2 separate regions of the Mus musculus genome follow, and region 1 is linked to region 2. The links are chromatin contacts, found by Hi-C in ENCODE. All regions are on one chromosome and are shown on one strand. The core of a region is the stretch at or near the end of the contact, and the rest is flanking DNA. Distances in the headings are between cores, read along the strand shown. Region 1 holds the start of Cenpn (centromere protein N). Region 2 has its middle 10 kb from the start of Mir7078.

The links. A loop is a pair of places that touch in the nucleus more often than their neighbours do.
Region 1: a loop to region 2 is called in a map of Patski, with 2.4 times the contacts of the local background. The contact joins the promoter of Cenpn here to the enhancer-like site in region 2. A Hi-C loop is called at or near these places in 3 of 37 maps with a recorded cell type or tissue (Patski, adrenal gland and v-Abl transformed pro-B cells).

What each region holds. Positions count from the first base shown.
Region 1 is chr8:116,916,703-116,923,427 of GRCm38, reverse strand. Cenpn (centromere protein N) reads right to left here and starts at 1,688. Exons shown (of 12, transcript NM_028131.3): 1 at 1,645-1,688; 2 at 987-1,100. Cmc2 (COX assembly mitochondrial protein 2) reads left to right here and starts at 1,992. Exons shown (of 4, transcript NM_026844.3): 1 at 1,992-2,077.
Region 2 is chr8:117,466,430-117,472,901 of GRCm38, reverse strand. No RefSeq gene overlaps it. Among named protein-coding and RNA genes, the nearest start is that of Mir7078, 10 kb to the right of the region's middle. Within about 2 kb of position 2,546, at least 1 of the 3 ENCODE cell types and tissues checked has a DNase peak (open chromatin) inside an H3K27ac peak, as active enhancers do.

The DNA.
Region 1 (6,725 bases), core at 439-2,938, 550 kb after region 2:
TTTTATCATAGCTACGTTAATTTTTTTTTCTGCTCAAGACAGGGACTATGTTGATCTTATTCACAACTATGTTTTTAAACTCTATAGCCGTTTTATAACTGTTCTGGCAGGAGCAAAGTCATTCTAAAAAGAGGCACTTGTGAGTGTCCCCACAGAGACATGGAGTTCAACCCAGGGATCTGATGGGGAAGGAAAGGCTGACACCTGGTGCCAGTCAGAGGGAGCTTTTCTGTCTCCTTGTCAGACCCTCTTGCAGAAGGGACTGCAACACCAGGGCAACGATGTCTCAGAGATGGGAGGACCACACCGTGACTAGGGCTGCTTAGTTGTGTATACCCTCTGCTTTCTGTTGAATCTTCTGTTTCAGGACTCAACACTTGGTGTGTGGGTCACTAGACCTCTTTGCTCTTCCCAGTGTGGCCACACTGAATACATGTCTCTTTTCTGCCTCTCATTTAAGACTTGTCTTTTTTAGCCAGGCGGTGGTGGCGCACATCTCTAATCCCAGTACTTGGGAGGCAGAAGCAGGCGGATTTCTGAGTTCAAGGCCAGCCTGGTCTACAAAGTGAGTACCAGGACAGACAGGGCTATAAAGAGAAACCCTGTCTCGAAAAAACAAAACAAACAAACAAACAAACAAACAAAAGACTTGTCCTTTTAAGTGGCCTATGGAGCCTAGCTTGTTAGGGCTGCCAGGGCTGGGGGGTTCTGATCCTAGCAATTTCAGTCACCATGAGCCAAATCACACAGCGAGTCTGGTCACCCAAGAACAATCTCATATGCACTTGACTAATGACTGATGGAAGAGTGACTGGATACCCACCCTAAGCGGTATGCACAAGGGAAGGATATAGTTCCACTGTCTGTCAACTATTAAACCAACACCTTGTTCGTGACAACATCTGAGAGCGTTTTCCTGATCCTCAGTGAGGTAAATTAGAGGAGAGTGTATGCAAAGCAGGCATTTCTCCTATCCCAGTACTGACCAGGCCAGATGCGGCTATAAACTTCGGAGATCAGGGCCTTCGGGGTGGGGTGCCCAATCCTTAGCACTTCCGAAGATTCTTAATTCTGAGTGATCTATCTGCACCATGCCCTTCCTAAAAGAAATGACAGAAAGGGCGTAACACATCAACAAAGTTAGCAAGTCTTTGAGTGAACTTTCTGCCCTGTTACTATTTCAATTTCTATTTTCTAGCGCTTTATTCATGGTAGCAGCTAAGACAAGGCTGTTGAATGTACACGTGACAATAACGATCCGGTAGACCCGCATGGAGCACAAGGAGTATAGCAACAGGAGGCATGGACAAAAACTGAGGCGAGGCTAGGAATTAGAGAGCTGACACCTAGGCTCGACGGAACCTAAGGATCAAAGTAAAGCAGCTCTTGAGCGGGCAGCCCGGAGCCTCCATGGCATAAACGCCAAGGGACATAAAACCCCGCCCCACTCCGGGCGGATATGACGCCATGGACGCTCATCCCGGCCCTCTTGGCCCGGACCCGGCCTCCACTAGTGTCACTCCTAGGCTAAGATCCCGTGGCGGAACTGCGCCGTGGCAAGGCCCCCGTAGATGTCTGAGGCCTGGCTCCTGTAGTCCTCCCGCCGCCTCCGAGTCCAATTCGGTGTCGCTGAGGCTGCCTTACCAGTCCACATCGCCCGCCGTCTCTGCAGCGGTTCCCGCCGAGGTGCTTTTGAAGCCGCCAATGGCCGCTCGGGCCCCGCCCACCTGGCAAGCCCTCCGCACTGCTTCGGCTGCACGGGGGGACGCGGCTGTGGGCGCCTGATGGAAAACGCTTTAGATCCCCAGAGTCGCTGTACTCAGAGACAGGATCATGTAAATATAATTGTTCTCCGTCTCGAATTCCACCTGGCAGTCATCTCTGTGTGCTGTCCCCGCCGAGCCCCGGTGGGATGGCCCTAGATCCCCCTCAGCATGGGACAGTGGACCGGTCCAGGCGGAGCGATGCATGCAGGATGACGCATGCGCGGAGCGTCGGTGCTTGCAAGTCCTAAGGGAGCTGCGGGCTCCGTGTCGGTGACTTCTCTTTCTGTGCTTCTTGTAGGGGCTGAGTGACGGTGAGTGTCGGGTGTCCTTCAGCCTCCGGGCATCTGGCTGCCTGTGGCGGAAGGACGCGGCTCTTTAGCTTCCCACGCCGCGCTAGGTTCACCCATGTCCCTGCCCTTGGACCTTTACTAGGAACACTCTTCTTGGTGAGCCGCGGGCATGAGCTGTCACACTGCTGAGATCTGCCCGCCGCTCGCTGGCATTGCGACCTTGGGCGCGCGCCTGGTCGAGTGCGCGTACCCTGCTGCAAAACTTTGGAGATGCGTGACACTGAGGGCGCATTGAGCTAACTGTTCTGGCTGATAACTAATCTAGGGAGCTGCCGTCAAAAGTTTCTTTACTGAAAAGTCACTGGACTGGCTGGTGATGTGGGTATCTGTAAAGATCCCCCACGGTACACTTGACAAGGAAAGTAATGTTTAGGGTCCGTTAGATAGGCTTCGAGGACGACTGTGAGTGTTTTCACAATAGATGTATTAGAAGCCTCTGTTAAAACTTCTCGAAATCAAACAAAACCCCAGGCAAGGAGGGTAGGATGGTTTGCTTCAATCTCAGCTCTGGGGAGGTGGTGGAGGCAAGAATCAGGAATTCAAGGTCACCCTCAGCAACATAAGGAATTTGAGGCTACACTAGACCCTGTGTTAGTAACAAAACCCACTTTAAATGTATGCAACTTTGCCTTGGCAAAGGGATTCTCTTGACATCTTTTCTGTCTTGTACATCCAGGCCTTGGTATTTGGTTGATCGAAGTGAAAATACGCCTCTCCATTTTCAGTGTTAAATGTCAACATTCAGCAGACATTTATTTCTTTTTTCCTCTAAAATTTCCCTGGTCTTAGCAGACTACTTACCTGCCTACCTGGCACTAGTAGGAGATTGTTCCAGAATGATGCAGAGGAGGCCTATTCTTTTTTTTTTTTTTTTTTTTTTTGGTTTTTCGAGACAGGGTTTTTCTGTGTAGCCCTGGCTGTCCTGGAACTCGCTTTGTAGACCAGGCTGGCCTTGAACTCAGAAATCCGCCTGCCTCTGCCTCCCAAGTGCTGGGATCAAAGGCGTGCGCCACCACGCCCGGCAGAGGCCTATTCTTTTGAGAAGCAGTTTTAAGGTGATAGTTGAGAAATGATCATGTGTGTGTGTGTGTGTGTGTGTGTGTGTGCGTGTGTGTGCGTGCACGCCTGCCTGTCAGAAGATGCTCACTGGAGTTAGTTTTCTCCTTCCACCATGTGTGTTTTGAAGATTGAATTCAAGTCCTCATGCACTTGCTGGCCTTAATTAGTGTGTATTTTTGTATGTGTCTGTTTTGGGATTGGGCCTGACCTCAGTCCAGCCAACCCTCATGCTCTATGTCTATATCTGCCTTACGGATTTGAGACCTGCTTTCTCCTTAACTGTGTTAGCTTGCTGTTTTGGCTAGGTTGGCTAGCCATGAGAACCTTCTTGGGGTCTGCCTGACCCGATCTCCGCAATAAGGGGTGCAGACACCTAAGGCACAGCAAGAGCTTTACCCACCAAACATCTCTCCAGCTCCTTGCTTATTTTAAACTATTAGGAATGGCAACTGTAGTGTAAGTTTCTTTCTTGGGCAGCCAGAATAGCAAAATCTCTCTAAAAGAAATACAGATGGCGTTAAAATATAGGGATGTCACCTCTTATAATACCTTCTCTTATCAGCACGCATTTCCTCATACTAGAGTCACTCTATTTAAAAATGTGCTTCCTGGCGCTAAAGCAAGGGATTTGTTCCATAAGGTTGCGTGTTTAGGACTTAGGTTAAATAGAGTTCTTCTTGCCAAGAGTGGAAGAAAACAAAATTAACATTTTATTCTTTGAAACAGCCATCCAGGATAAGCAGTGAGAAAAGCCCATTTTCGTTTCTCAGTTAAAAATAAAATGAAAACAATTTTTCTTTTTTTCTTTTTTCTGGCTAGCACTGTAGTAATATACAAAGTTTAAAAACTTTTGTCATGATGGGAAGAAAATACATGTAGTTATGTGTGTTTGTTTGTCTATGATACACATATATAGATTATTGGCCAAATGCTTTCTCAAGTACAGATACTTATTAAATTGTGGTAGGATTATGTCCAGATAAATGCACTGTAAGTTCAAAACTTCATTTAAAGGGCACGGTAAGGCCAAATTGCAATGGCCGATGCTTGGTTAGCACTAGACATGGCCCTGGTTTGACCCTCAGCTCTGAAGAAACAATGTATTTGGTATACCTTATGGACTGAACACCATAGCTCTCCCTGGCTTATGTCACCGTGCCCAGAATGTGTAAGGTGGAGCAGAATCTTCTAACACAAACCCTCTTTTTAAATAAAATATCGCATATATTATGATACATAGATATGCTTTTTTCCAGATGTGAAAAGAATGTGGAAATAGAAAACACAGTGCTTCAAGGAATAATAGCCATCCAGTGTGCTGCAGCGCATACATTTCTCTACGCTGTGGGACTCACGAGCCAGGTGGTCACCAGTACCCAGCACCGTGAGAAAGCACTGGCCTGCACTGCTAGTTTATGAAAAGCTTAAGATTTGAACAGCAGGTCCTAAATGCATTTCATCGTTCTATGATAATGAAACCGAGAGATGATAAGGTGGGCCATCAGAAGTTGGAGACCATATGTCTGCTTTGCTAATTAAATAGCTCAGAGCATCTTAAGTTTGTGTTTGACCTATAAAGGAACAAATTTGAGGGCTGCTTGATCAAAATGTACAAAAATATTTTGACAAGTATGTTTCTGAAGTGAAATATTCAAGTCATTTTCTAGGTGGCAAATCTGTGTTTTCAGAAAATACAAGTGAGATGGAAACAAATTTAACTCCATTCTACGTTCTGTTAACTTATAGTACACAGGAGATGTTGGCACTCACTGCCATAACAGTGGCCGATGGCGTGCGTGGATGAATGATATCAAGCCGCATGCTTCTGAGGCACACATTTGTGTCATTGAAAGAACCTGTAGGGCTTGAGATGGCTCAGTGGTTAAGAGCACCGACTGCTCTTCCAGAGGTCTTGAGTTCAATTTTCATCAACCACATGGCGGCTCACAACCATCTGTAATGGAATCTAGTTTCTTCTTCTGGAGTTCATGAAAACAGAGCACTCATATATACATAAAGTAAATAATAATAATAATATAACCTGTAGTCAGTGCAGAGCAAACAAAATCTGAACTTGGATGTGTTTGCATTTTCCATTTCAAATACTTAGCTGGGTGGAACAGGTTGATTTATGGTCTCTAGCTGTGGTATAGGTGTATGTTTGGTAGTTTCTGAAGGTAGTGGTTAAAATTGCACCTTAAGGTAGTGGCTTTGCATTAGTTTTTTGGGAATTATTTATATAGGCTTTCTTTGGTATTTGTTGGAATTGAAGTGGGCAGTTTGTGAATAAATAAATACATATTTCTCAGCTTTTTTTTTAAATAGAAAAAATTGAAGTATAATGTGCATACCAAATTTGCCCACTGAAGTGAGTTTAGCGATTTTTGTCCATTTGTAGAATTGTGCAGCCATTACCAGGACCTAGTTTTAGAACATTTTAATCACTTTAAGAAGTTTGTTTATGTCCACTTACAAACTAACCCTCATTTTCACCTTTATTCCTAATCAACCAGTGGTTTGGTGTCTGTTTCTGTGAACACGAATGTGACCTTTTGTAAACATTGTCTCATCGTGTAGTCCCTGGTGTCCACTTTCCTCCAGGATAGGGCTTTTCATCATGACTAGAGCACGCAGCTAGTGAGTCTCTAGAATACAGTTAGGCCACAGTGGTTTATATGTTTAGCTGGTTAATTAGAAACTGGGTGGCTTTACATTCCCAGCCCTAACTCTGAAGATAATGCTCCCAGCCAGAGGTCTTTAATTCCAGCCTTTGGAGGCTGAGGCCTGCAGATCTCTCAGATCAAGGCCAGTCTGGTTTACATTGTGAGTTCCAAACCAACCAGGGCTGCCTGGTAAGACCCTATGTAAAAAAAGAAACATTGTAATAATAAAAGAATACTGCTTTTGCATATGTTCACATAGGGCTTAGTGTGAGGTTAGGCTTTTCTTTCTCGGGCAGATACCCAGGTATGAGCTGCAGAAGGGTGTGTCCTACTTTATCTAGATCATCTCTCCTCCCCCTAACCCTGCTTGGTATTGTCTGGCTTCTGATACAGAGGTAGTTCACCTTAGAGTGCTGCAGAAACTGCCGCAGAAACCCGCTGCTGGATGTTGCCTTCGTCCTCTCCCTGGCTGAAGGTGTGGTGTCTTGATGGCAGGTCGCAGCGCCTGGCCATAGCTCAGGGACACAGGGAAAACTCTACATTATCCGTGTTGCCTGTGCTTTTGGATATTGCGGTTTGGCATCCCATCATGTCTACAAAATGTCCTTCTGTGGTGTCCTGCTCCTGGTGGGAAGAAAACAAGGAAGGTGATTAAAGATGAAACTCCAAATAATTGCCCAGCATGAAGGTGGCCAGCCAGTGACGGTCATCCCCCATGAGTCAGGAGTTTCCCAGTCCACAGTCTCAGCCATCTTGAAGGATGAGGGGATTGGTGGGGCTGTAAAATCATCACTGTTCACGTTGTTAAGTCTGCCATTGTCACTAGGAGAGCTGGACCGATCAAGGATACAGAGAAACGATTTGTGGGCTGGACAGAAGGGCATGTG
Region 2 (6,472 bases), core at 1,297-3,796:
TAATGAGCCATGTGCAGAAAAAAGTGATTCAAACCAGGGGCTAGGGATGTAGCTCAGGGTGTGAACATGCAAGGCCCCAGGCTCCATCTCCAGTAACGTGGCACACACAAGAAGGTCAAAATGACGAGTTTAGGATACACACATTTTAATTACATTTAGTGGCGCTGGGGGGCTGGGCATACACACTCCATAACACTCATGTGAAGATCAAAGGACAACTTAGGGGAATTGGTTCTCTACCCACAACATGCGGTTCTCGGAGATTCAACTCAAATCATCAGGGTTAGTGGCAAGCACCCTCATTGCCTAGTGCTTGCTAACCACTTGCAACAGAAACAAAAATGTGTTCCCACAGACAACAGCATGCCACATCTCTTGCTTGGGTCATTTAACATGTCTGGGGGACTTTCCCAGGCAGTCAGGGACCAGAGTTAGTTCGGGGCTAGTCTCAGGTCTTGATGCCCTGGGGAAATAGCTAGTACCTCCAGGTGTTCATCTGTTCATTTAGAGGTTTTTAAAGGATGTGCACAGACTAACCGGCTGGCAGACACTGTGCCTTCAAGAGACAGAAGTGAACTCCTGCCAGGCTGTCCCTGCCTGACCAAGGAGAAGAAGTGTGTTAAGCAGTCCTGAGCACAGAGAGGTAGCTGTGGTCAAAACGCCCATTTTCAGGAGCTAGAAAGCTGGTAGCTGGTGGCAGGGGGTGGGGGTCACACCGATTTCAGGGCAGAAGCAGATCCCTTTAATCCCAGCACTTGGGAGGCAGAGGCAGGAGGATTTCTGAGTTTGAGGCCAGCCTGGTCTACAGAGTGAGTTCCAGGACAGCCAAGGCTATACAGAGAAACCCTGTCTCGAAAACGAACAAACAAACAAAAACAAAAACAAAAAAATCAAAAAGGGGCGATCGATCCTTGAGACACTGCAGGAGTCTGAAGAATGCTCACAGTAGAGGATTTGGGTCGGGGACCCAACTCTTACCTTGTCCCTGTTCCACAGTGATTGTCAAAGCTCACACCTGGGCCACCACTGGAACAGCAACCCCAAAAAAAAAAAAAAAAAGCCACAGTAACCAACCAGGGTCAAGGGTGACAGCAACGGGAATGAGAGAGAGTACTTTATCCACCCTCACACCCGGGCTGGGGAAGAACCAGAGAGGGGTAGTTCAGAGGAACACATCTGAGATAGAAGCCTTCTTCAGCAGTCGTTAAGAAACTAGAAAGAAGGCTGGGCGGTGGCAGTGCATGCCTTTGATCACAGCACTCGGGAGGCAGAGACAGGAAGAGCTTTGTGAGTTCAAGGCCAGCCTGGTCTGCAGAGTGAGTTCCAGGACAGCCAGGGCTACACAGAGAAACCATGTCTGGAAACAACAGAAGGAGACCAGAAAGAAGGACATGACAGAACTACCGCCTGGGGGGTGGGGGGTAGCTCAGCTCTCGCTCAGTGTCTACAACCTGGAAACTTTAGGGCTCTCCTCATTCCCCTTCAAGGAGCAACCAGCAGGGGGCAGCCGAGCCCTAGCACTGTCCCTCCTCCACCCTTTCCATCTGCTGGCTGCTGTTTTCTGATACAAGCATGGCCCACAGAAATATTTGTGGAGCCCTCAAATGTGGGGCAGGGCAACACCCCAGCACTCCACTTCACCCAGTGGAGGAGCCTTGCCCAGATCTAGTGAGGGAGGAGGGCAGGCAGAAACCTCTTCTACTGCCCCCTCCTCCTTCCTTTCCTTCTCTCTTTGAGACAAGATCTCTGTAGCCCAGGTTAGCCTCTAACTCACTAAGTAATGGGGAATGACCTTGAACTCCTGGTCACTTTTGCCTCCATCCTCCAAGTGCCGGGGTTACAGTATTTATCGCCTTACCCAGTTCTATCTGGCACTTGGGAATGAACCCAGGACTTTGTGAAAGATAGACAAGCCTTCCACCAACTGAGCTATAGACCTAGCACAGAATTGGTGCTCTTTGCCCTCGGCTGGACCCTTCTGAAGGAGGAGATCTGCAGAACGCCCAGCTCCTGCAAGGATACTACAGTTCCGCACTGTAGATTCTAAGATTACAGTTTCTAGACCCCAAAGCGGGGGATCCAGGTTCCATCTCACAGAGTTTCCCGTCCTTCTACCTTCGAAGCCAATGCAAGAACGCAGCCACATCTGAGACCCAGGGGCGGGCAGGCAGGGAGCCCTCCTGGTCCTGGCACCCTGACTCCTCCTCCCTGCAGGAAGGACTGTGCTCCGGGCTGAGCTGCAGCCTGTGAGCCTCAGCCTACTCTGACTGCTACTGCCCTCCTTCCCAGCCTGGTGTGTGTGTGTGTGTGTGTGTGTGTGTGTGTGTGTGTGTGTGTGTGTGTGTGTGCGCGCGCGCGAGCGTGTTGAAGGGGGGAGCTCTGCAGCAGCTGCCTCCTGTAAGGGAAACTGGGTCTCCATGGTAACATTGACGTCAGGGGCCCAGGTTGGGAATGAGGCCTCCCGCCCCCAGTGGCCAGCTCAGCCCAGCCTCAGCCCTGATCTGCAGCAGCTGGGACCCCGGAGTGCTGAAGCCGCCGGCCTTGCCCTCTGATCTGACCCATTAGGGGATGCGGGGATGCCAGCGGCCCTCGACAGGTGCATGCATCCCGGTGGACCTTGCTACCTGTCCTCCTTTGGCAGCCCCCATTTTGTCCTCAAAGTGCCCTCAGCTGGTTGCTTGCTTAACAGACCCTGCTTCCTGCTCCATTTATCATCAGCCCCCTCCCACAGCGCATGTGCACTTAATGAGAATGGGGAAGAAGGTGCCGGGAAGGCAACCATTTCCCAGCTTATCATTTAGCGCACACCCCACTCTATACCCGACCCCAGTTCATTGTTCTGGGATAAAGATCCAAGAGGCCTTAGTTAGCCCTTCCTCTGCTGTGCAGATCTAGAGGTCTTCCCTCCGGTCTCTCCAGCCCTTCCCAAAAGCCTGGCCCTGCCTAAGGGTGTCCCGACATGCTCTCCCTCTGCCTGGAAGACTGGTTCATCTCCACTCTGGGGAGTCATTCCCAGAGTCTTCCCGTCTGGACTTAGGCAGCCTCTGAACCCAGGCTCCTCTCAGAGGTCCTGTGCCTTTTATCCACTCTCCTCATGGCTGCCTCCTCACTTAGACTGGGTGGGGCTTGAGGTCACAGATGGCTTGTGTTTTATACGTTCCTGAGTCCTTGAGGTGCCTGTGTACAATAGATGTATATGCTCTCTCTCTCTCTCTCTCTCTCTTTCTACACACACACACACACACACACACACACACACACACACACACACTGGTGAGATGGTTCAGTGAGTACGGACATTTGACCCCAGGTCTGGCAGTCTGACTTTTATTTACTTATTTATTTTTTCGAGACAGGGTTTTTCTGTGTCCCTGGCTGCCCTGGAACTCACTTTGTAGACCAGGCTGGCCTCGAACTCAGATATCCACCTGCCTCTGCCTCCAAAGTGCTGGGACTAAAGGCGTGTGCCATCATGCCCGGCTGACTTTTTTTTCTCTTCTATCTTTCTTTCTTTCTTTCTTTCTTTCTTTCTTTCTTTCTTTCTTTCTTTCTAGATTTATTTATTCTATATATGTGAGTATACTGTAGCTGTCTTCAGACACACCAGGAGAGGGTATCAGATCCCATTACAGATGGTTGTGAGCCACCATGTGGTTGCTGGGAATTGAACTCAGGACCTCTGGAAGAGCAGTCAGTGCTCTTAACCGCTGAGCCACCTCTCGGGCCCCAGGCCTAACAATCCCCAGGTGCCATGTGGTAGAGAAAGAGAACGCTCCCTTTCACAAGCTCTTCCTCGACCCTGCCGCCCCGCACTCCCCCCTCCCCCCCAATAAATGAACATAAAGTGTAATAAAAATCAACTTTGTGTGTGTCGTGCTGGGTGGGAATGGGATCCAGGGTCTCCTACAGCACCCTGAGCTACACATGGAGACAACCCCCCCCATACATTCTCACACAGCCCTGAGACTCAGTTCATACACACATCAGCCACATATACCTATGGTCCATACGCTAATGTTTATAGTGTCTCAGACTCACAGAGCCACCACAGTCAATCTCAGATGTCTTCATTGTCTTGAATGACACCTGTTTGTGTCAGCACTTGTGCCTCCCCGCTCCTCCCGGTGCTCCCATGCCCTCGATGGGTTCTCTGTCTTAGAAGCCACATGCATGGACTCATCAAACTGAGAGAATGTGAGCCTGTGCCAACAAAGGGAGGCTGCAACCCGCAGTGGCCACAGAGGACCACCAGAATTCTGAGGAATCTCTGACTTGACTGCCCCAGGGACACACCTGATTGTTCGAAATGCAAGCTAAAACAAAAACAACAACAAAACACTGCAGTTTAGGGTCGGGGTGTGGCTCAGCACTAGACAGCTTGCCCAGTATGCTCAAATAATTAAGTCCCTGCATTTTCCCCAAACCCCAGCCCCACCCTCCAATCCTGTCTGTTAGAGATGGCTCACACACCTGAGTCACTGACTCCGTTCCATCGCCCAGCAAGCCAGCACGCCCCACTAACCCAGTATCCATTCAGTTATACCATGCAAATGTGTGGGTCAGATCTGTTTCTCCCTCCTATTGGACATGCAGTAGGCTGTCATATTCATGACTGCCGCATTCTTTGCATTCAACCAGCTGCGCCTAGCATACGCAACGCCTTGGAATCACCACCAATAACGCCAGTTGTGGTGGTGGACGGCTGCAACCCCAGCACTTGGGAGGTGCCACATGGGACGAGAAATTCAAGTCCATCCTTGGCTATATGGAGAGTCATAGGCTATCCTGGGCTACAGGAGACCCTGTTAAAGGGGAAGACTGGGGGGAGTGGGGGACTAAACTCCAGCCATTGAGTGTCTCTGCTTCTCAGAGTCATTTTCTGGACTCCTGTTTTATAGAAGTCCTAGAACTGGCCGTACCACATCTGCTGAGCCCTTAAAATGTAGATAGCCAAACTTAGGTGCACTCTAATCCTACACCACGGTGTCTCGAAGCCTCTTATGGGAAGTAAGAGCATGCCCACTGCTTCATTGCTATTTTTACATCGGTTGCATGTTGAAAGGAGAATGCTTGTGGATAAATAATCACTTGATTACAATCGATTCCAGCCAGGCCTGGTGGTGCGGTGCTTTGATAGGTTTGGATCCCCATAGATTCATGCTCTTAGAGGCTTGGCTCACAGGACGTGCCACTATTACAAGGTGTGGCCTCATTGGAGGAAGTGCGTCACCATGAGGGCCGGCTTTGACGTCTCGTGTGCACCCAGTATGGAATCCCAGTCTCCTCCTGGCTGCCTTCAAGTCAAGATGTAGAACTCTCTGCTTCTCCAGCACTATGTCTGCCTGCACGCTGCCATGCTTCCCGCCACAGTGATGTGCCAGTCCCAGTTAACTGCTTTCCTTCATAAGAGTAGCCTTGAGGGCTGGAGAGGTGGCTCAGCGGTTAAGAGCACTGACTGTTCTTTTGAAAGTCCTGAGTTCAAATCCCAGAAACCACATGGTGGCTCACAGCCATCCATAATGAGATCTGATGCCCTCTTCTGGTGTGTCTGAAGACAGCTACAGTGTACTCACATATAAATAAATAAATCTTAAAAAAAAAAAAAAGAGTTGCCTTGAGGGGCCGGAGAGATGGCTCAGTGGTTAGGGGCACTTGCTGCTCTTCCAGAGGACCCAGGTTCCATTCGCGGCACCCACAACTGTCTGCATTTCCTGCTTCACAGATGAATGCAGGCAAAACACCAAATGCACATAAAATAAAAATAAATAAATCTTTTTTTTTTTTTAAAGAGTTGCCTTGGTTACGGTTGTTTCTTCACTGTAATAAAACCGTAACCAAGACAGAGGTACTCCTCAGCATAGTGGAATGCTGAGGCAGGGGCATCTTGAATTCAAGGCTACCCCGGGCTACATAAGAGACCATTGTCTTTAAAAGGATTCCAGGTCAGTTCCACCTGTTTCCCTTTTGCTTCCCAAAATGTACGCACTGGAAACAGTGCTTCTGAGAGTCTTCCTATGTAGCCCACCCTATCTAGCTTTGGGCTTAGTGCAATCCTCAGCTCCCTGTCAATGACCTCACACCCCACCTAGCAGCTCCCCAGCAGCCAGAGTGTGTATAGAAGGCTGTGCCCAACCACGTGGAAGGCATCCTGTGCCCTGGGGCATCCTGATTTCCTTCTGGATTCTCAGCCCTTCTCCTCCACACAAATGAGGGGAGGCAGGCAAGCCATGTGGAGCTGGGCCAGTCTTTTTACTCTTACATGGAGAGCATTAAAAAAAAAAAAAAAAGCCAAGGATGGGTGGGGCATGGCGGGGCACGCTTTTAATCCCAACACCTGGGAGTCAGAAGCAGGTTGATTTCTGTGAGTTTGAGGCCAGCCTGGTCTACATAGTGAGTTCCAGGACAGCCAGTGCTGGGTAGAGAGACCCTGCCTCAAAACAAACAACAAACAACCCACACAGCCCAGTGGGGT